Regions from separate parts of the Homo sapiens genome. Here all the other regions are linked to region 1. Evidence: chromatin loops called from intact Hi-C (ENCODE). Cell type or tissue: dorsolateral prefrontal cortex. All regions are shown on one strand. Each heading gives the region's core, and the rest is flanking DNA. Links, peaks and the distances in the headings are about the cores only. Region 1 holds the start of HS3ST5 (heparan sulfate-glucosamine 3-sulfotransferase 5). Region 2 overlaps HS3ST5 (heparan sulfate-glucosamine 3-sulfotransferase 5). Region 3 overlaps HS3ST5 (heparan sulfate-glucosamine 3-sulfotransferase 5). Region 4 overlaps HS3ST5 (heparan sulfate-glucosamine 3-sulfotransferase 5).

Region 1 (5,765 bases), core at 273-5,272:
CCAGGCTGGAGTGTGGTACAATCATAGCACACTGCAGCCTTGACCTCCTGGGCTCAAGCAACCCTCCCACCTCAGCCTCCTGAGTAGCTGGGACTACAGGCATGTGACACCAAGCCCATATATATTTTTTAATTTTTTTGAAGAGATGGGATCTCTCCATGCTGCCCAGGCTGGCCTCAAACTCGTGGACTCAAGCAGTCCTTCTGCCTCAGCCTCCGAAAGTGCTGGGATTACAAGTGTGAGCCACTGTGCCTGGACTGAAGGGCCCTTTCAATGAATATTTACTAAACCAATTGAAAGTCAGCAATTGGCTGGTTAAAAGAAAAAAAGATAGATTTTGGAAAGTAAGTCAGCTGCCCTCAATTTCTTCATAATGACAAACATTTCTATATTTTACTGAGAGGGCAGTCTCCATTTGAAGCTGTAAAGTAAATAATATTTCTTATATTTTGGAGACAGAGCCTTGCTCTGCTGCTCAGGCTGCAGTGCAGTGGTGTGATCATGGATGACTGTAACCTCAAACTCCTGGGCTCAAGGGATCCTCCTGGCTCAGCCTCCAGAGTGGGTGAGACTACAGGCATACACTACCCTGCCCAGCTAATTTTTTTTTTTTTTCTAATTTTTTGTGGAGAAGGGGTCTCGTTATGTTGCCCAGGCTGATCTCAAACTCTTGGCCTCAAGTGATCCTTCCACCTTCTCCTCCCAAATTGCTGGGATTATAGACATAAGCTAGCATCACTGGCCCAAATAATATTTAATGGTTACATCTTTATGAGACAAGAGAGTATGCTGATGTTCAGGAAAAAAAATATATTCTTTACCAAATGAACACTCTAATTAACCAAATGTTTTCATTGCTGTGTACTTTATTTGGCATAGATGACTAAGCTAAACCAATAAATCTGTGACTGTTTTCAAAACTGTATTTCAAATAGATTTTTTGGGTGTACCATTATGTCTAGTGTTTAGTTTTATTTGTTTAATTTACCACAATACCAAAATGTTTCTTAAAATGTTAGACCACACCCACCCACCTCCACACTTCACCTAGCAGAAAATCCAGGTCATCTGTAGAAGTTGAAAAGCAACACAAAAAAGCTCATGCACCTTCATCTAATCCTCCAACCCTGGGCAAGGTAAAAGCTCTTTCCAGAGCATTGCATCCCAGTTTTTGGAACCGTACCTGCTCCCAACCCCAGGTGTGACCCTGTAGCAGGTAGGCAAAATTACTGTGACAATCTCACAATCCATCAGCTACAGAGCAAAGGATCCTCTGAGGAGAAGTTAGGATTGCTGAGAAAGCACAGGCTGCTGAGCATTCCTCTCCTGCCAGACATAAACCTGATGCAAGACAGAATTATGAGAAACCAGATTCAGCTCACCCATCCTCCTTCTCAGTCATCTTCCAGGCACAAAAGAAAGACTGAATACCAATCAAAAGATAATATAAATAAACCTTTTAAATAAAGTTTACTAATTGAAAGGACTAATAGATGGAGTGATGCATTCTTCAAAATCTATTGTCATGCTTTTGTGGACTTTATTGCTTATCAGCATTTTTCCCCTCAAGAAAAAAAAACAGAACAGCAACATTTGTTCAGAAAAAAAACAAACCATGTTTCTTCCTTTCTTATTACTTTTATTGTTTGAGGTTTCTTTTAGACTATAATGTGGCATTGTGATTTTAAGATGGGAAAAAAAAATCTCTTGTCTTTCAAACATAGGAATGTGATTGTATGCTATTGTTGCCAACAATGAGCTAAAGAGGTTAATGGATCACATATCTGGCAAACAGCCATCTTTCCTCCTGCTCAATATATTACACAGTATACATTTTATTGTTGCTGCTGAGCATATGATTTTGTCTGAGTAGTTGGTAAATAAGTTTAGACTTAACTGGTCTCTTTCTAAAACTCAACAGCTTTGTCATTCAGGCTATATCCTGAGATTTAAAAAGTGCAGTTTCGGTTCTTAGCTCATGACCTTTTGAGGTGATGGTAAGAGTGGTGGGAGGAAGGAGGTGGGGCGGGCTGTTGAATGAGAATCTAGAAATATTGTGCCTTGTAAATTGCATCCGACCTTTCATTTTCAGATTGCCTAAATTAACAGAGTGAAATTACCATAATAAAAAGGAATGGGTACTGGAGAAAGTACAGCAATTCTTTCTAGTGTTGTTTCCCAGATTCCTTCCAAAATACCTCTAATTAAATGGACCAACTCTCTCCACTGACCTCAGGTTGACACAAATTTGCATTCTGCGACTGTCATTTGAAAACAGACAAGCCGTCATAAGCAATAATGCTGTGATTTCTTGCCTAAAGGACTTTTCTGTGTACTGCATTTGTACTATGAAATGTAAGCAAGAGACTTAATGCCTCTACAGATAAAAAGGGAGGAAAGATTTTCATTTTTAGGGAACCCCAGAGGGAAAAAGTTTATCAATGAGAAATACAATGTTCTGGATAATTTTGGTTGGGTAGGAATGTATGTTGAGGGAGGGGACTAGAGTTGGGAGAGAGGAAGCAACACATCAGTCTCCTTGGAGCAGTAGAGTCCTTTCAGTCCGGTAAAGAGCACAGTAAGTAGCAGGTAGAATCAGCTCCTGGCCTGTTGTTTTGCTGGGGGCAAAGGGTTGGAGGAACACAGACTAAATTGGGAAGGCTAGTGTGCCTCTCGGCTTTTGGACTTGGGACCTGAAAGAAGGCTGAGTCCTGAGCTCCGCTTCCCAGCTAGGCGGTGATCGCCCCCTGTGACTCCGGATGCACACAGCAGCCCCAAGCACGCCGCGGCCGCCGCCCGACCCTTCACCGCCTCCGGCTCTCCCGCCTGGCACTCTGGAGCCACACACACCAGCTTCCTGGACACCTGTGTGCCCCAAGCTCTGGGTCTAGGCATCCCCCTCACCCCAGAGAGACCGGTCTCAGCGCCTCAGCAATTGGGTCCCTCCGACCTCTGTGTCCCCGAGTTCTGCCACCCTGGTCACCTCCGCAGGTTCCCCAAGCTGCGACCTCAGTCCAACTGGGAGCCCTGCGCGCCCACCCGGCAGCCCCACTGCGCTGCTCGCCCGCGGTTCCAGCGCCTGGGTGGGACGCGCAGTGGCTCAGCTGCGGGACCTCCGCCTCCGGGTAAATCCTCCTCCTCCCCTTTCTCCGCCTAAGGCCCTGCCCTCCCCCTGCAGCAAGCCGCTCCGGTGCGTGCGCCCGTCTCTCCGCCGAAGACACCTGCGCTTCCTTCCCCACCCTCCTCCTCCTCCCTTTCGCTGCGGTTTCTCCGCTGCCTTTGGGAGCTCGGGAGCGGCAGCTGGAGGAGGAGCACGGGGAGGAGGGGAAGGCGAGGAGGAGTAGGGGCGGGGTGGGTGGGGAGAGAGCCGGGAGGGTGTGGACTGGCAGCCACTCTGCAGCTGGTCGCCAGGGACCCGGTCCCTCCTGCGCGCCCAAGTGATGGAGGGGAAGAGATTCGCTTAGACACACACACGCGCACACAGCTGGGCACGTCTCCGGGAGGCAGCTGCCGGCTCGGGCGCTCTGGGGGCCGGGCGGCGGCCGTGACAGCGCCAGCCGCGGGGAGCGGGGCGCCCGCACAGCTTGGCACCGGAGGCTCGAGGACGCAGGAAGGGAAGATCCCAGTCACACTGAGTGTTGCTCTTTTGGGCGGATTGGGAGGGAGCGGGCTGCCCGAGGAGCTGTCACCGAGGACGCCCGAAGTCTCGCCCTCTGCGCGCAGGGTCCGGGGCTGCGCCGGTGCCCTCGTGGGGCAAGGAGGATGCGCACCTCCCCCCGCAGAGCGGCTGCGGTCTCCGGCACTGCGCGGACTCCGGCTCCTGCGGCCGCCCGTGCCGTGCCCGCGCCACGGGAGCGCGCCCTGCCGCACCTGGTTCCAGCCTCTCGGGGAAGTGCAGGAAACGCGCCCTAAACTCCACTACTTCTCGCCCGCCTGCCCCCCCGCCCGGCTCCCCGCCTCAGACCTCGCCGCCGCCGCCGCCGCCGCCGCCGCCTGCGTGTGGGGCCCGCTCGCGTCTTACTCACACGCGCCACGCACAGCCCTGTTGGTTTGCTCTCATTCACGCCGACTCGCTCTCCGCCGAGCCTAGCCCGGGCATCCGAAACTACTGGACCAACTGCCGTCCGGACCGCAGCAGCGGCCGGGTGACCCCCACGCGACCCGCCGCCGACCCCCGCGCCCTGAGGCTCCCGCCCGCGCCGCCACCGCCGGGGACCACGGTGAGCAAGGCGCGCTGCCCGCCTCGCGCGGGGGAGGGGCTTTGAGACCTCTAGATTTGGGGGGAAATGAGAAGGGGCAAATCGCCAAAGGGAAGCATCCGGGTGATGCCAGCAAAAAAGCACTTTGTGGGGTTCGGTTCTCCTGGGCGCTGCCTGGGGAAGACTTTTGAGAGGTTTGCTTAGGACCAGAGGTTAAACTAGTGCGAGATGAGAAACGGCGGGGGCAATTCCTGGGGTAAAATTAGACAGAAGGTGTCAGTCAGCCTGCCTGTCTGTTTCTCTCTCAGTCTCTCCCAGAGCGCTGGGTAGCGCTCTCTTTGAGGGAGAAAGGGAACACGCGTTTACTGCGCTCGCCAGAGTTTAGGGGTTCGCGTTCGGTCACTTCTGGGGTGGCTGTGGAGCTGTTTGGAGCGCGAGGGCAGCTTTGGGACAGTGGGGGCCTGCGAGGCCCCAGCAGAGGACAGGCAGAGGGCAGGCAAAGAACAGGCAAAGGCTAAGTTAACATGTGGGTGGGGTTTTCTCTTCCCAGCTGGCCCCCCCCACACCCCTCACAGCCCCACTTTATGCATCTCTTCCCACCCAACACACACGCGCGCGCGCGCGCGGGATGGATGCAGTCGAAGGGTGGTCATACTGTTACTACAAACAAGTCTGAGAGGTCGCTGTCGCTACTCACTGGAGCGCTGAGACTCCTGCTCCTGTTACTTGGGCGACCACCTTGGTTTAGGGCAACCTGCAAGGAGCGTCCAGCTTAAGGTGGATGTCTTTACCTGGAGGTTCCAAGCGCCCAGCAAACAAACAACTCCGGAGTCACTTCACCTTGGTGGGTTTCCTCTACTCTTCCGCTTCCCTACTTCAGTGCTTCAGGGCACCCACCCAAGGGAGCTGATGCTCACATTCGTGGTCTACCCTGTCTTCACCCGGTGGGACTCACTCTCTCTCTCTCTCTCTCTCTCTCTCTCTCTCTCTCTCCCCCTCTCTCCCTATTCCCTCTCCCTCTCCCTCTCCCTCTCCCTCTCCCTCCCTCCCTCCCCTCTCTCCCCCTCTCCTCTCTGTCTCCGAATACGAATACCAGTTTCTTCTTAGAAAACACTGGGGAGAGATTTAATATTTGCAAAGTGCTTTATGTCATATTACTTCGTGGATACATTTAATAGCACTGTAACTCTTCTCTGATTTATGTAAACTTGGTCTGATAAATAGCATGCAGGGTCGGGTTGGGTGGGGGCGAAAGTGGGTGGGTGGGCCTTCTTTCTGTGCTAATGCTCCTTTCTAAACTGATTTGCTAGAAGTAATAAACAGCTGGTGCTTCTCAAAGGTTTTACTTAGTAGTTTCTACATATTTCAGAGCTTTAGACAAATTACACATTATAATTTATTTCAAATATATTAAGGTCTTTTCAAGAAAAAGTTGAAGATAATAAAAGGGGATTACAAATATGAATATCAAAAATGATTATTTTTTAAAAAAGGTTTTATTGCTATCAATTATGTTGCAATAGATTTTTGTTGTTGTCATTGTTACCTTGGGGTTTCCTCCTAGTG
Region 2 (5,765 bases), core at 365-5,364, 170 kb after region 1:
AGTGATTATCATTCTGTGGCATTATGTTCCCATAGGTTTAAGTCTGAAATATACTGAATTTAAAGGAGGAAAAGGTATGGCTATCGTAATGTATGTTTCCATTGTTCTTCATATCATTTATTTCCTAACAAATTGCAACCCATCTCAAAAGGCCTAACTATTTCAAGGGTTATTCTTGTGGATAAAAAAAATGCAAGATTATTTTGATACATACTTGCCTTCTTGAATCTGGATGTCAAAATGTATGATACTACCCATTCAAACTACGGTAGAACTGCATTGCAATTCTGAGGACAGGAGAGGGAAATGGGATAGGGAAATACAAACTAATTTTCAAGCCCTGGTGAAAGGACTAAGAATGTGAAGGAAATGCAGGTTGCACAGATGACTGAAAACAGGAAATGGGTAGGGAGTTTGTTGCTAAAATGCTCTGCTTAAGAGCTCTTAGGGCTTAAGAGCAGGATTCCCAACTCTGGCTGCAGAATCACCTGGGGAACAGACCAGTCTTGGGAGTGACTCTCATCTAAGCTAAGGCCACATAAAAGAACGGGTATATAGGACATAAAAATAGATTTATACCCCAGAGCCTTTCTCTATGCTTTTTAGAACACCTATACTGTATGTGTTCAACAATTATACCTTGCCTTGTTTTTGGGGGATAGCGTGGGGTGAAGAGGTAGTTTTTTTTAGAATCATTTACCCTGAGTAGGCATTCAGTAAATGCTTTGTTGCCAATCTGACTCCACTTCCAGCCGCAACCCCATGGAGTTGAGTTGAATGACATCTAAACCTGTAGGTAAGCATGCATGTATACATAACCCTTGTTGTGAATGAAAAGCAAAATTAGTTCTTTCAAAAATGTTAGCTTGGCTCTGATTAGAGATAAAAATAAAAACTATAGGTTTCTGCCAATGATACAAGTGGCTTTTTCCTACAAGGTACCCATTTTTATTTTCGACAGCATTTGTCTTTCTTGAGAAAGTCCTTCATTCAAGGACCACATTGCAACCGTGGATCATTTATGTATAACTTAGTAGATGATAGACATTGGAAATTACCGTGACAGGTGTTTTCACATTGTTTCTGATGATCTGAGAAAAAGCACATTGCCAGAAAAGAGTGTGGAGAACTCAAATTCCTCAGAATCAATTTGAAACAGTCTTTTGAAATAAGAACTGCTTTAAAGAAGCATTTTGGAAAGGGGTGGGGGTGGGGAGAACAGTTCTTGAGATGAAAATACAGTTCAGTAAAACAAATTTATTTATTGATGGAGACTATACACTGTGCTTTAATTTATTCATCATTATTATTGCCTTGAAATTGTTTTTTGTTACCATTCATATAATGGCCTCAGGAGGCCCAGAAGAGAGCCAATGAAAACAATTCTGTGGGTGTTACTAGTGAAATATTTCATTATACTTCAAGATAAGACATAAGAATATACTAAAGAGACAAAGGAATACCAAAAGCTGAAGACTAAAAAATACAGAGAAAGAATGTCTTTTTTATACAATGGCCCATCAGTGCTAGCACTAATCTGTAAAACCAGTAGCAGTTGTATTAAGTAATTTATGTGGGAATAACAATTGTTTTTATATTACTTTTGCTGTGGACGATAACATTCTGTAAGCTCGTCATATTTTTAATCTTGACTTAAGAAAAATACTGCTGTGGCAATTATTAAAATAAGAGTTCCATTTATCTTTGTGCAAGTAGCTTCTTCTCTTCCTCCTGTGTCCTCCTCCCTCACGTGCCCTCCCCTACCTGACTCCATTCCTCCTCCCCCTTAGCCAAAGGCATTTGTGAAATATAGAAGCAGTTATGTCATGCTGTTATTTTGGGTATTCTTAATAAATGCTTACTGTATTTCAGAGGTGGTCTGAGGAGGTCAGCTAATGCAATTTCACTTTGATTACTTATTTGAATTTTGGATGCAAAGAACCCTGAACCAATTCCCTGAATCTGTCATAATCATAATTTAGTTATCTACAGCTGCTTCATTAGATTTAAGTCTCTTTCAAGAGGATATTGATTATTCCAGTTCTTTATTATATAATAACAATATTCATAAGATGCCCTGTTCTCCATCTTCATTTGCTTGACCCACTAATGGGTACTGGTTTCAAATTTTCTTTTCCAGTCACAACATCCCCTTTAAAGTTCGGTGATTATAGTGACACAGCCATATCAAGTAACACCTTTAGCTACTTCAGGTGTTATACATTGGATTTTATAAATTCTGCCCCTTTCAATACATCAATACACCTTTGCTGTTACCATTAGAAGTCTGTATCTTAAACTCAAATCTTAGCATGGCATTCCAGAGCTTAACATCCTTCAATGCTCCTATTATCTACCTTGCACTTTTCTTTTTTCTTTTTTTGACAGTCTCGCTCTGTCACCAGGCTGGAGTGCAGTGGCATGATCTTGGATCACTGCAACCTCCACCTCCCGGGTTCAAGCAATCCTCCTGCCTCTGCCTCTTGAGTAGCTGGGACTACAGATGCAAGCCACCATGCCCAGCTAATTTTTGTATTTTTAGTAGAGATGGGGTTTCACCATGTTAGGCAGGATGGTCTCCATCTCTTGACCTCGTGATCTGCCTGCCTCGGCCTCCCAAAGTGCTGGGATTACAGGAGTGAGCCACCGTGCCCGGCCTGCATTTTGCTTTATAGAGATAGGTGGTATGAGAAAAGTCTTAAACCAAAACGAGAAACTTGTTCCAGCTAAATGAAATAACCAAATGGGAACATTAGTGTTAACCCATATCGACTTTGGTAAGTAATTTTTTAAAATGTGGTTATATTTGACAGTTTGTATTATTGCCAAAAAGAAAAAAGAAACACATTCATCATGTATGAACTTCTCACTTAAATGATTCATTAATCTTTTTAAAGGAGTTTTTTTGAGAGCATCTAGAATATTCCAAGCAGTGGTCTAAGCTGTGGAGATTAACAGTAAAAAAAATAGACATTGTCTTAGCCCTTATGCTGCTTACACTCTGGTGGGGGTACAGGCCAGTAAAGAGATAATTGCATCACTCTGTGATAGGGACTTTGATTGGAGAGAACAGGGTTGTAAGGATCTAGAGAAAGGGCACCTGGAAAAAGAACTGCCAGAAAAATCTTCCTGAGGAAAGTGACATCCAAGCTGAGACTGAAGAGGAGAAATTAGCCAGGCTGATTAGGATAGTGATCTAGGCAGAGGAGCAAAGCCCAGAGTATTCAAGGCATTGAAAGCAGCTCTGGATGAATGAATGGGCCAGGCAGGGTAGAGTGGGAACAGATGAAGCTGGGGAGCAATTAGGACCCCAGTCACGCAAGGTCACAATCAGGGGGAGGGGCAGTTTGGGGGAGCCAGAGAGGTCTTTGAAGTGTTGACTTGAGGTGCCTATAGGTATCCAAGCAAGATTTCCAATAGGCAGAGTCTGCATTGCCAATAAACAAAGCATTTGATTTTGTTTTTGGGTTTTTTGTTGGTTTGCTTGTTTTTGTTTTTGTTTTGTTTTGTTTGAGATGGAGTCTTGCTCTGTTGCCCAGGCTGGAATGCAGTGGTGTGATCTTGGCTCACTGCCACCTCTGCCTCCCGGGTTCAAGTGATTCTCCTGCCTCAGCCTCCTAAAGAGCTGGGACTACAGGTACCCGCGACTACGTCCAAGTAATTTTTATATTTTTAGTAGAGACAGGGTTTCACCATGTTGGCCAGGCTGGTCTTGAACTCCTGACCTCAGATGATCCACCTGCCTCAGCCTCCCAAAGTGCTGGGATTACAGGCATGAGCCACCGTGCCCAGCCAGCACTTGATTTTGAAATTTACAATTTAGTAGCTAAATTTAATTAAGAAGTAGCTCAATTTCTTGAGATTCCTTGGCGAGTTCATTAGAAATTTCTTTGACTTATCTCTTATTACTAATTTATAATTCACTTAGTTCTATATCTGTAGCTCCCTTTCTCAACAAATTTCAGAATTATGTGCTTAAAAATATTTTATTGATGAGTTAAGTAATTACTCATTTTTAATTTCTTTGTACTTTTTTCAACTATAAGTTGACATAATTTAAAATGTTGTGGCCTGCCATAAGAAGTGCAAAATCGAGAATATAAAATAGATTGTAGCATTACATTAAAAGAGTGGATTCTGTGGAAGTTTAATTCCCCATGCTTGTCAAAAGTTGTTAAAACATTGCTAGCCCTTTTTGAATGTAAAATGTGGGCAGACATGTACTAATATATCAAAAAATGACACTTTGTCAAAGAAGGCTTTCATGGAAGAATGTTCTGAATAAAATGTTTTCTTTTAAAAAGAACCCGACCTGTTTAACATTCCAAAGCAAACACAAAAGAACACAAAATACCTGAACTCACTGCCAGTCACAACAGTTAGTTTCATTTACCCTTTAATACTTTTTTTTATATTCCAAAAATTGTTCCCCAAAAGAATTATCAGTTTTATTTCATGATAACCCTGGCTTGAAGTAAAATAAAAGTAGCTCTGACCCTCCTCAAAATGGATTCTTTTCAGACTTACTAGCACTTCTAATAGTATGATGATGATATAGGTGGCTATGTCTACTGTTAGACTCAATGTAATTATATGTGAAGCAACAATTCCCTTATCTATTAGGAACACTTGCTGCAGTTAACTGCATTTCACTGTCTGACAGATGAAATGCAGAATTAAAATCTCAAACTAGTTTCTCAAAGTTTTCTTTTCCCCCCAGTCATTTAAAAATCTTTTAGCCTAGGGGAAGATGGTAGCTGGAAAAGAATGGGAAACCAGATGGCATTTAAAGGCCTTAGCAAGATTTACAAAGCAGATGTGCCTGTATTTTTACCTATTCTAGCTCCTCAAACGGGTCTTCTCTGCTATAATTGCTTTGCAATGGTTCCAATCCTTTGAACCTTCTGAGGATGTCCAGAGTTACGATAATGTTTGATAGTTGAAATGTTAAACTGAAAATCAATAGATAATTGGCTTTGATTACTACCTAATACTGTCTAATCTAAATAGGAGGAATATTTGTATGTGTTACTCATATTCTTTGCAGAAAACACACTGAAGCCTAGCTCTTGAGCGGGGATATCGTTCATTGGAAGAAACAGAAACAGATGGCAGTTGTGGTAATTGAGATACAGTGTAGCTTAAAGGCATCCTGGAATGCCACCTAATAATGGTAGTGTGAAAAGGAAAGAAATATTCTGCACAACTTACTTGATGTGTAAGCTGAGTCTGATTTTACAGCTTTATAGCCTGCTCACAATTAAAATGCCCCAAGGGTTATTGGTGGTGTTGGGGGTAGAGATTGTGCAAAGTTTTGAGCTAATGTTAGAGAATGATGGGAACAAATCTCCCCAACCATAGAGGTTTGTTGGAGAATAGAAAGCCCTGGTTTTAATAAAATATTAGAGAATTCTGCATATATTAATATTTGTATAAAAGGACACTAAGATTGGGGGCAACAGGTTTTAATTACTAATAGTCAAGCCAAATGTGTTACCTTTACCTTTTCTTTAATTTACACTATTACTGCAAGGGAGAACTATTTTGTTGTTGTTTGTGGTGGTGGTGGAAGTGGGGGTTACAAGCATCTCACAGTTGAGAATGCCTTCCTAGCCCTCTGAGATGGGAGCTGAAGACAGTAAGGGGCAGCACTGTGGATTTAGGCTTTGAGTCTTGCCTCCGTAACTTACGAATTATAAGTATGAATTACGTATTCCTTAGTCTTTCCAAGCCTCACTTCATTCATCTGTAAAATGGGCTGAATA
Region 3 (5,765 bases), core at 522-5,521, 240 kb after region 1:
GAAAAGTAAACCCAGCTTCACATTCTGTTTCTGGCCCCTAGACCTCTATGGAGAGGAAGTTATTCCCCAGCACTAGTTATGTGAGAAGTAGGGAGTGCAGTGCATAGAGAGGGAGTTCTGTCACCCAGGGAGGCAGAGGCCAAAAGACCTAGGCAGGAGACCCATGCTCTGTGTGAGGAAGATAGGACATTCTGTTTGGGGACTACTAAATGGCTTAGAAAATGATATGCAAATGTTTCCACTAAAGTGTGGTAGAGTTATCTGTGATGTCTTTATGGCACCTAGGGAACATTTAGCATTTAATTTGCTAAGGATGTTCCTATTTTGAACTTAAAACTGTTTCAAGATGTATTTTGCAATACAAATATGTGCCATCTCATTGCACTGTTCATTGAAAGATTTCTCTCTAGTGTACTATGCCCAGAAAGCATTGAATTAGTTATGCTCCATTGAAACCAGTACAAAATGGACTGAGAAGTTTATAGTTTCTATGTCAGATTATTAAAATAACATTTTCTTCCAGGCCCATGCATATACTTTTTTCCAAAGCAGTAAAAAACGATAGTTTACTAAAAATAAGAGGTCAGGTTTGCATATTCTCTATACTTTGGGGGTGAATATGAGTTGGATATGAAATCCAAATAAAACTAGAGGATAGATTAAATGGTGCATGATGTATTCCAAGGTCAAGAATTAATTAAATGTAATTTTCACAGTGATATTCTTAGAAAATAGGAAATTGCCCTATGCTTTTTGAAGAGAATGAAATTTGGTTGTTTAATTGTTAGAAAATAGTACACTATACATATTTTAAATATTTTGTCAAACTAATTGAAGCCACTACATTATAGAATATGCAAAAACAAGTTGCAGTTTTTAAAAATTCATGTGATTAATTCCATGACACTTTTAATAGCCTCACCTGTCTCATCCCACATCATGCCCTTCATTTACTCTCTTATATCCACTCTCCCCAAACCCTTCTTTCAACTTTTCAATTTTCTAAATATCCTATAAAGCCTAGCTCTTCCACAGAAAGTCCTTTGACTGTAAGACCCAAACACTATTCATTTCTGATTTCTTTTGGCCTTGGGTTTAGTACCACCATTCCAAAGCAAATGGCCTCTACTGGCTAGTTTTCACATTTAACAATTTGAGGTTTGTAAGGACAAAACTGAATTCTTACATGGCTCTTCTCATCCCTACAGAACCAGCCTGGTCCTGGGCACAGAGTCATGCTCAAAAGCATGTTTCATTGATTGATTTAATGGATAATTAATGCATGTCTCAACTCACCACCCAACCTCCAGCACACTCTAGCTGCCTTTTAATAAACATCTAGTATGAAATTCATTTTGTGATGGCAGTGGTGACAGTGGCAGGGAAATAAAATAATGTATAGACTCTAGGCCACAGTTACATATTTCATCAACAACAACAATTTTAATTACTTTTTGACAGATTAATTTGAAGTAGGCTAAGGGAAAATCAAACCAATTCTCTAATAAGCCCTCATCTATCAAAAAGTCATCCCAAGAGGTGAATATTTTGTATGTAAATGTGTGTATATGTAAATGGCATCACTGTAGTCCATCGTTTCTGGGTCCCTGCCCTTGAGGAGCTTACAGTAATTCTGGTTTGAAGAATGACATGGCATGTTGAGAGAGAAATCATTATATTATGTCCATTTGACCATTATATAAGTCCAGCTAAGTTGGGATTTTTGTTTATGTTTTCTGCAGTTTCTCCTAAAAGGTAAGCACCATGAAGGCAAAGACTATGTCTGCACTGTCCCTTGTTGTAGCCTTCATAGCTAACACAATGCTTGCATATAGTAGGCAATAAATAAATATTAAATTAAGGCAGAATTGCTATTTGACATAAAGAAGACTGGGGAGTGAGAAAGGGAAGGCAGTCAGTACGCTCTAAGACTGCAAAGGTAGCACACACTGTGGTAACATGGTGTATTATCTACACCTCTCATGAACAGCAGCCATGGACCAGGTCCTCCCAGAAAGGAGAGCGATGAGGGTCCAGGGATATCCATTACCCAGGAAGCAAGACATGGCCAGAGAGGAAGGGAAGGAGTGCTGTGCTGCAGCCAGACAGCTGGAGCTCATGAACACCAAGTATCTGTTAAGACTGGCCCCGGGGAAGTCCAGCCTTGGCTCCAGAGCTACTGGATTTTGGCAAGGAAGGTTTTTAAATTCTTGGTCCCACTGAACAGGCAGATGGAGGTGAGCTTCCCCAGCCAAACTGGGCTCCTGAGCTGTGGATCTGAAGGTAGAGCCCCTAGGGGATTTCACCCTGAGGAAGAGTCCTCAATGGTCAGCAATTTTGCTCTTGGTATGAAAAAATAATACATAAATGCATATATATATATATACACACACACATATAGATACAAACACCTTCCGCTTAAACCTTTAATCAGTGCAAGGGTTGCTTCTGTTAGGAGAGTAGTGGAAGACTTTCAGATACATTTTTTTTTTTCTTGAGACAGGGTTTCACTTTGTCACCCAGGCTGGAGTGCAGTGGCACAAACACAGGTCACTGCAGCCTTGACCTCCCAGGCTTAAGCAGTCCTCCTGGCTCAGCCTCCTGAGTAGCTTGGACTACAAGCGCCTGCCACCACATCTGGCTAACTTTTGTATTTTTGGTAGAGATGGGGTTTTGCCATGTTGCCCAGGCTGGTCTCCAACTCCTGAGCTCAAGCCATCCACCAGCCTCAGTCTCCCAAAGTGCTGAGATTACAGGAGTGAGCCACTGTGCTTGACCAGTTACATTTTTAACAGCTTTATTAAGGTAGACTTGACATATAATAAATGGCACATATTTTAATTGTACAATTTGATAAGTTTTGACATATGTATATACCTGTCACTACAGTCAAGATAATGAACATATCCATCACCCTTTCCCCCTAAAATGTCCTTATGCCTCTTTGTTATCTATTTGTGCCAGTTAATGTTTTATTACTTCTCAGCTCCAAATGCATTTTTTGCCTGCTCCATGAAAATGGACCTAGGTCCTTTAAATATTTTCCCTTTGGAGCTGTCAGCATGTTGAGCTTTGTCGGTAGAGGGCGCCGGAGAGATATTACCAGAGGAAAGGGTTTCCCTTCTGGGTTCCAGTGTGTGCACTGGACAGGCTCTTCTAGGGGCCGGCATCACCAGGTGGCCACAAGCTCCCTGCAATACGTCCTCGGGCATTTTCATAGGTGAGTGCCTCTGATGAGACACGTTCTATGAACAGCTCCTCTGGCACCCTAGAAAGTGGATTTCAAGCAACTTACACCAGTGCTGCAGCCAGTTCCTTTGCTGTCTAGTTCTGTATTTCAACCTTATTGAGGCGGTGGCAGAGGGGCGAGGAGTGGGACTTTTTCTCGGGTGCTCTGCCTCAGCATTCAAAAGCGTAGCTGCTCCTTATAGCTGCTATTCCTGTAGAGTTCTCTTTACCCCTGGTTGCTCCAATCCCTTGTTATAGTTAGTAATTCTTTATATTTTCTCTGTTTTAATTACTGTACAGATTCCCTCTCTTGACTGGACCCAGACTGTATCTACCTTCTCATATATCTATATTTACATGCACACACGCACACACATCTGTTTATATCTGTATACCTATATCTGCCTTCCCATGTGAATTTCCCTATGAATTTTAGAACTCCTATCAATTTCTACCCAAAAAAGCCTACTGGAATATTGAGTAGAATTACACTGAATCTATAAATTAATATAAGGAGAAATGACAGCTTGGCAATATTGTGTTTTCTAACCCATAAACAAGTTATACTGCTCCATTTATACATGCATCTTTAATTTCTCTCGATAATGCTTTTTAATTATCAGTGTACAGGTTTTGCATATTCTTTGTCAAATTTATTTCCTAAATACTTCACACATTTATGTTACTGCAATGACATTGAAATTCATATTGATCACTGCTAGTATATAGAAATACAGCTGAGTTTATATGCTCAACTTGTATTCTGCAACCTCACTAACTTATTCTAGTAGCATTTTTATAAATTCCATCAGTCTTTCTATGTAATCATGTCATCTGCAAACAAAGACAGTTTTACCACTCCCTATCCAATCTGTCTTTTCTTTTTCTTGCCCATCGCACTGGCTGGAACTTTCAAAACAATGTTGAGTAGAAGTGGTAAGAACAGACGTTGTCTTCTTCCTGATTTTAGGAGGAAAGCATTAAGTCTTATTAAGTATGATGTTAGCTGCAGGTTTTTTGGTGATGATCTCTATCAGATCAAGGAAATTCCCTTCAATTTCTCATTTGCTGAGAGTTTTCATCAGAAATGGACGTTGGATTTTCTCAGATGCTTTTTTAGCATCTACTAAGGTGATCATATGGTTTTTCTTTTTTAGTCTGTTACTCTGATAAGTTACACTATTTGATTTTCAAATGTAAAACCATCCTTGGGATAAACTCCACTTGTTCATGATGAATTATTTTTTAAATGTTTTTCTATTTTTCTTCTCAAAAAGTTAGAATATAAAACTTTTGGGAAGGGGAAAAAACAGCGAGGAAAATATGCTGATGCCTTCTTAATCTCTTACTCAATTTTAGTAAGTAATTTGAGCTTTGGGGAAGAATAGAATCTATGTTTGCTTCCCATTACTTCTCAGTATCATTTCCAACCCAAGTCTTTTTGTTCAGTTTCTGAGATGGGCTTAATGAATTTTTTTAAATATACCATTTGTTGGTCTTCTAATTTTAGCATCAGAAACAAAGTCTGAGATGTGATAAAATACATAACAATCTTATAGAACTTATATCTTACCTGGTAACTTTTCTCCAATAGAACTAATATTCAGGTAGTTTTTCCTTGTTAATTATTTTCTAGGAATAGATGATTGTATGTGTTCTCAGAACCTTGTCTTGATTTTCAACTTTTATACATTGTACCTTGCATTTCATAATTACCTTGAATAAGTGATTTCAGTAATGGTATAAGCTTCAGCTCTAAACCAGCAAGGAAGTTTTTTCAAAAGGAAAGTTTTAACTTCATGTTAAATATTCTCCCAACTTCTAGACAGTCATTTTACTATAGTTGCCACAAATCAATACCTTATTTTCATGTACTGCATAAAAGTTGTTATAGATGTATTTTTTAAAGTATGGATATGTGCCCATTATATGTAGTTTTTACTCTGTACTGTTATTTACAGAAAAGTACAAATAGAATATATTGTAAGTGGGAAAGGCAGAATTTCTTTTTTGTAGGTCTTTTTTGTTCAATTCAAATCAAGGAACATTTATGGAATGCTAACTCTACACAGCGTTCTTTTGTTAATAGTATTTCTTAATTTGTTATCCTTTTCCTAAGTGACAGTATTTTATCATTTTATTCGATAGGTCTATTTTAACAGAGAGATGGCTACTCTTAGATTAGTCATATGATGGATGATAATGTAATTTATTTCATTCAAGTAGGGATAGTTCGTGCATTTCTGGGAATCTCATTATCTTGAAAACTTTGCCCTATTATCTTCTTCTTTTCATGAAATTACCTCCTTAGCTTAATTACAAGTGTAGTGTTTTCCCACAGGCAATATAATATCTACTTACCCTAAATACCCCAAAGTAAAGAACACTTGGAGCATTAAGTAAAACTGATTTGTTGAGCCCAAATCGAAAACAACATTACAGCTTACTGGTTAATCAATGTAAATTTCACTAATGCCACAAGGAGTCAAATCCATTTGTAAAAGAACATGTGTGCAATCTATTTCATAAACTTGTAT
Region 4 (5,765 bases), core at 470-5,469, 66 kb after region 1:
ACTTATAAGGCTTATCTTTCTTATAAGCCTTACTTACAAGGCTACTATCTTATGTTAAAGAAGCAGAAGTGTGTGCCCTCAAAAGGTACCACAAACCCATTGACGTGAAGCTTACATTTACAGATTGCAATGTTAGTTCGATGATGATTTGAGGTTTTATGAATTTATTACTTATTTATTACTTCAGCTCTGTCTACAGCTGAAGGCGCCCTACTTTGGTTTTAATGCTGAATCGTGAATAAGCAGGTCAGATTACCTTCAAAGGCATACAAATTGAAATCAGATCTCTGAAGGCTCATCCAAAGGAGAAGAGATGAAGTCTCTTATTTACTGCCTTTAGAAATATCTTACTTTTGAATGGGGAAAATAATTGTACTGAAATCAACTTTAAATACACCATTTATGATGTGTAAGGCAGCAAAATGTAGTCAGAAGTAACTTAATAGTTTAACATTCAGTAACCATCGTTATGCCACTGGAATGAGTCTTTGACGAACTGGATTTGGAATAACTCCTGCTGGCCCAGATTCTCTTTCCCAGCAATGTGTCCCTCTGCCTGTTGGAAGAGGGCGTACCTCCTGAATCTTAGCCTGGGGCCAGAGCCCTCATCTTACCTGTTGAAAGGCTATGTGATGCTGACCCACAGTCTCCTTTCAGGCTCAGCTCACTAGGCCCCTGTTAAATCTTTCTTAACTTTCATGGCTGCCATCTCCTGCCCTGTATCACCCCCTGTATCCTGGGGTAGAGTATCCCATTGTGCTCAGGAGCAAGTGAAATCACCCTGAACAATTTTACCTTTTCCACATTCTTTGTGTTTTCTTTCCCTCTGCCTGGAATACCTTTTTTCCAACATCTTCCCCCACACCTCATCCCCCACTCTCTCACACATCTTTATCCTGGAAAACTCTCACTTTTTTCAGGTATCACTTAGATATCACTTCTTTGGGAAGCCCTCCCAGGCTGGCTTGGCCTCCCTTCCTGTATCCTTTCCTAGTTCCAGTACCATGTAATTTAGCTTTGGTCCCATTTATCATTCTGAATTAGAATTACCTGCCCATTTCTGATCTGTATGGGAACCTTCCTAGCTACTCCATAATATTGGAGGTCAGGGAGCAGGATTCACCATGATGTTTCTACCACTTGTCTTAGTGCTTCTACATAGTAATATCTCAGTAAATATTTGTTGAATGAATGAGCACACTGTTTGGAGCCAGCTTGTCCAAAATCTCCCAACTTCTGGAAGGTAGCCCTTCCTCTCCCACCAGACCACTGCCCTGCTGCAAGAGACATGTCCTATATCTGGTACTCCTACTTCTGCTCCTTCCTTTCAAGGTAAATCCAGCCATACCGGGGCCATGTCCTGACCATAATGAGGAGGTTTTCAGGAAGCAATAAAATGGGGACAGCCTTCAGGAGCTAATAGAAATGTGGGGACTGTCCAGAATAGAGAACACCCCCATTTGGCATTTTTATCATTTAGATCTCACTGCAATTGCAACAAAAATCTGGGACAGCTTTGTTAGATGCCATCACCGCATGGTCTAGATTTAGAACTGTGTATAACACATAAAGCACAGATTCCACCTATTTTTCTCTAAATAGAAAGAACAGGTTATAAAGTTGAAATTTTGCTTCTGTGGCAGAACCCCATGGTGCAATTTACTGCTCCTTATTTCTCTTGTACTATATTAAGAACAAACACGATTTATAGGGCATTTCCTGAAGCAGCACTTTTACATTTTAGTAACATTGCATATACTTGCTTTTGCTTGTACAGACAGAAATACATTCCTGCTTTCAATTCAATGCTGATAAACACACAAGCACACACATCTAAATATTGGCATAGATGCTGATTTTTTTTAAAAAATACGAACTTGGAATATTCCTGAAGTTTTAACATACTTAAGTAGCTCCAGATTTCTTTGTCTAATTGCCAACTAAAGAAATTGACTACTTGTTGCCATTAAAGGTTGATTAGCAATCCTATAGTTTACTGCCTATTTATCTAAGTGGAATTGATGCAGTAAAGTAGAAAAAGAGTGAATAAAAGGAGTTTTCTTCTTGAAGTGCTTGATTCTTTACCAAGCTTGGGAGCTTTTCCTGAGTGGTGACTTACTGATAAACTGATTGTTAGCTGCATTCTGTCGTTTGCTGTGGAGAACACATTTCCATCTGGTTTTCGAAAGGAATCCTTTGAGATCTACATGTGTGCATGAAATTATATGCAGAGAAAAAGGTATGTTCCCCTAGCCTTCGTCTTTTTTAATATAAATTCACTCAGAGGTTCTTATCACTCCCTGTCTGTTTAATTTCTACTTCAGCAGTGTGCTTCCTCTCACCCAACCTGCCCTCAGCCTTTGGCTTTCTGGAAATTAGTATGCAGTAATCAGAATGCAGCTGACCAAAAATTAAAACCCTGGAGATTTATTATGAGTTCATGGTCCCTCACTTTACTGGACTTTTAAAGAATACTGAAGTATCAGTATTTTAGAAATAAATATGAAAAGACCTCACATTTCTCTTAATTTCTAAATTCTCCTCCACTTTCATTTTATTTTGTTGGACTTCACTATTTATTTGGGAGAAATTTTTCTGTTCTTTTTGACTCTAACCTTCTAAGAATTGTTAAATTTGCAAGCAAAATTATGCAGAAAATGTAACCTTAAGGCAGAAAAATTAATAATAATGACAAGAAAAAGAATAATGCTTTAAATTGCCTACATTCAAATTCAAGAAGTAGAAGAATTGAACAGCAAGGATTTCTATTGATTTTGACATTTATTTTTTATTACAGCATGGTGTTCATTTATGGAGCTATATAAATCGCATAAGAATAATTGAAGAGCACATGTAAACCTGCTCCTTTGCCCCTTTTGGGTTTCCTCCCTCATGACTTAACCCGAATGTCAGGAAGCAGCTGTCAGTCATGAGTGGCAGTGTTTAATCACCTATTGTTTCTCCCACTAACCTGCCCCCTCAAAGCCCATCGCAGGTGGCCTTCATCAAAGGTAAGTAATGAGAACCACAGAGCTTTGTCATCAGTGATAATTAGGGTGACCATTTCATGTTTGGAAAATTTTAACATACATTTTAAAATGACAGAGTAAAAAAAATAGTCATCTTTTTGTTCCTTTGTAATTACAACTATAACCTCGACAAGGCAACCTGCAATGAGAGCATTCTTGCTCAAGAAGGGATATAAGAATAACTCTCTGGAGCTAACTCTTTTAAAACGACCTTGAATAATATCTGCATATGGCTTTTCCCGAAGTTAGTGAAATTTCCACATGTGTACTCAAGTACGGAGCAGTTTAGAATACATTCCCTTATCGGGAACTATTTCCCCTTCCCTTTGCCTATGAAATAAATGTTTTGTGCAAGAAGCATTATAACCCATGAATGTATCCATTAACTCCAGAGATACAAATGGAATGGGAAAAAGGAATGGGGAAAAAGTTAATATTTGCATTTATACAAAAAAATTTATGACTGTTATAATTACTGTTACTGTCTGTATAACTTCTGTTGTAAGCAGCAGTGTATTAGGTTGGTGCAAAAGTAATTGCGGTTTTTGCCATTAAAAGTAATGTCAAAAACCGCAATTACTTTTGCACCAACCTAATATTTCCTCTTGTAAAGAAGCAAAAGAAATATAATTTATTTTTTCCTTTTCCTAGTTCTGCTTATTACTTATCCACCATGGGCAGACAATACCATATTGATACTCTAACTCAGAAGAGCCACTCTTGGGTTACAGAATTTAAACAAGAATTAAATCAAGAATTAAAAAAAAAAACAGCTTTAATAATGTATCATCCTTATAGAGGAGGAAGTGATTCTGCAAATATTTGAAACGTTAACCTGAAAAACCATGAATCTTGTGGTATGTGGTCTTATAAACAAAACAAACAAAAACCCCAAAATACTCTGACTATAGAATTTCCATTGAGGTGAGAGAAAGTCAGACTGGGGAAAGGGTAAAGCTGAAAAGTCATATTGATGTTCATTCTTTGCCAAATGCACCACTCCCTTCCTGTTGTAGCTTCCTAATGCAGCCAGATGATCATAATATCTTCCAACAAGATCTAAACTAATCCCATGCTGACCATCGTTCCATTATTTCCTTACATAAATACAAGGATATAGGAAAGAGCAAATATTTTATGCAAGGTAGGTTATGTGGATCAAGTAGGAAAAAAGGAACAAATGCATATGCTTGAAAAATAGGCCTTTTGTGCCAATTAGACCCCAATTGTTGCTGTAGAAACTGTCCTATATTTTATAAAATATGAGTTAAAGAGTAGAAAATTGAAAATGGAGTGCTGAGTCATTTAATATATTTCATCTGGAAACTTTCACCAAAATTTGAGAGTTTTTTTGTTTTTTTGTTTTTTTTTTTCCCACACTCTCATAGCTTTTGGAGATTTAGCTGTAGCAGGTCATGGGCTAATTTATGTAAATGGAATTTGTACTCATACAAAAAAATGCTTTTTGCTTTTTAATAGCTGATCAGAAGATTACTCTTATTATGTGTAAAAGCATGAGTTACCCATTGATTACAAAGATACTGAATACTTATTCACTTACGATGCCAATATTTAAATGTTAATTCATTTAACCAATAAATATATAAATAACATTTTATGTGCATGGCATATGAAGTATTATAAGCACATTCAGAGCAAGGTATTAATTATTAGCATGTCTTTTACAGCGTAGTACTCTAGGATGTCCAATGAACTGAGAACCCCATAGGTCAATGATTCTAATCCCAGCTCTCTCACCTTGAGAGTCACTTAATTTATTTAAACTTTGGTGTTATTAAAGAACTAACATAAGCATAGTAAAGGGTTTCCAATTTCCCCCCTTGCCTTCTATGTGCCTTTTATTTGGGGTGGGGTGGGAGGGCAGCTAGCCACCTCTCCAGCCCCATAAATTTTGACCAGCCTATAAACAGCTGTCAGAAAATAATTTTCGGGTGGTGTTTGAGATTGTGCTAATAACCTCAGGCAAGGGGCATGGAAATGGGAAAGGGGCCCAACCTAAATTTCCATTAAAGTTGAAAACTGATGCCTAAGCCCAAACTACGAGGACTTTTTCCTATCACAGAAGTCAGCAAACTATATAGCCTGTGGGCCAAAGACCTGCACCAGGTTTTGTACATCTCAGAATTGAGAATGGTTTTTATACTTTTAAATGGATGGGGAAAAAATTAAAAAGAATAATATATTGTGATGTGTGAATATTATATAACATTTAAATTTCAGTACCTGTAAATAACGTTTTGTCAGAACACAGCCATACCTATTCATGTGCTGTGGATGGCTGCTTTCATGCTATAATGGCAGAGTTGAAGAGTTGCTGCAGAGTCCAAATGGTCAAATAACCTAAAACATTTGCTATCTGGCCTTTTACAGAAAGTTTCCTGATCCCTACCCTATGCTATAAAAACCCTAACCTTGTTTTAGTTGGGAGCCACCTGGTCATCATGTACTCCCTGATGCACATGTGCTGACAAAATCCTCCATGTGAGTCACTTAAATCATTCCCTTTTTCACAGTTTCTGTATGTATTGTAAGCATAAAATATATACAAGAAGGTGTTAATGTAAAGTTTAGTAACACTGTGTGAAGCACTAAAGAGAATGCTTGGCACAAAGGGACAATGTTAGCTACTACTGGTATTTAGTTGTATAATTAGTTATATGTTTATTGACTTAATAAACATATATTATGTTCTTTTTATTTATAGTTTATAGTCAG

What was found. A loop is a pair of places that touch in the nucleus more often than their neighbours do. Peaks named below come from ENCODE experiments on the same cell type or tissue, not always from the same donor. Only the 100,000 strongest peaks of a DNase experiment are listed, where the experiment ranks them.
Region 2: it touches region 1 in a loop (2.3-fold over the local background); 3 of 110 quality-filtered maps call a loop at or near these places.
Region 3: it touches region 1 in a loop (4-fold over the local background); 6 of 110 quality-filtered maps call a loop at or near these places.
Region 4: a loop joins it to region 1, with 2.7 times the contacts of the local background. A loop is called at or near these places in 3 of 110 quality-filtered maps.

Annotation. Positions count from the first base shown.
Region 1 is chr6:114,340,650-114,346,414 of GRCh38, reverse strand. It overlaps HS3ST5 (heparan sulfate-glucosamine 3-sulfotransferase 5), which reads left to right and starts at 3,392. Exons shown (of 5, transcript NM_153612.4): 1 at 3,392-4,220. It overlaps LOC107986638 (a long non-coding RNA gene), which reads right to left and starts at 4,090. Exons shown (of 8, transcript XR_002956366.2): 1 at 4,026-4,090. It overlaps HDAC2-AS2 (HDAC2 and HS3ST5 antisense RNA 2), which reads right to left. Exons shown (of 10, transcript NR_125845.1): 10 at 5,686-5,765. In dorsolateral prefrontal cortex, for the core only: a CTCF peak has its summit at 2,766; DNase peaks (open chromatin) are centred at 2,764, 3,524, 4,004, 4,924 and 2 weaker places; H3K4me3 peaks cover 3,561 bases; H3K27ac peaks cover 3,500 bases.
Region 2 is chr6:114,171,606-114,177,370 of GRCh38, reverse strand. All of the region lies in intron 2 of HS3ST5 (heparan sulfate-glucosamine 3-sulfotransferase 5), which reads left to right. All of the region lies in intron 6 of HDAC2-AS2 (HDAC2 and HS3ST5 antisense RNA 2), which reads right to left. Among named protein-coding and RNA genes, the nearest start is that of HS3ST5, 170 kb to the left of the region's middle. In dorsolateral prefrontal cortex, for the core only: no CTCF peak of the experiment used is centred there; no DNase peak of the experiment used is centred there.
Region 3 is chr6:114,105,894-114,111,658 of GRCh38, reverse strand. All of the region lies in intron 3 of HS3ST5 (heparan sulfate-glucosamine 3-sulfotransferase 5), which reads left to right. The region is part of intron 5 of HDAC2-AS2 (HDAC2 and HS3ST5 antisense RNA 2); the gene reads right to left. Among named protein-coding and RNA genes, the nearest start is that of HDAC2, 140 kb to the right of the region's middle. In dorsolateral prefrontal cortex, for the core only: CTCF peaks have their summits at 2,870 and 3,075 (motif pointing right); a DNase peak (open chromatin) is centred at 3,098; H3K4me3 peaks cover 1,323 bases; H3K27ac peaks cover 2,904 bases.
Region 4 is chr6:114,275,249-114,281,013 of GRCh38, reverse strand. All of the region lies in intron 1 of HS3ST5 (heparan sulfate-glucosamine 3-sulfotransferase 5), which reads left to right. All of the region lies in intron 9 of HDAC2-AS2 (HDAC2 and HS3ST5 antisense RNA 2), which reads right to left. Among named protein-coding and RNA genes, the nearest start is that of HS3ST5, 65 kb to the left of the region's middle. In dorsolateral prefrontal cortex, for the core only: no CTCF peak of the experiment used is centred there; no DNase peak of the experiment used is centred there; H3K4me3 peaks cover 560 bases; H3K27ac peaks cover 632 bases.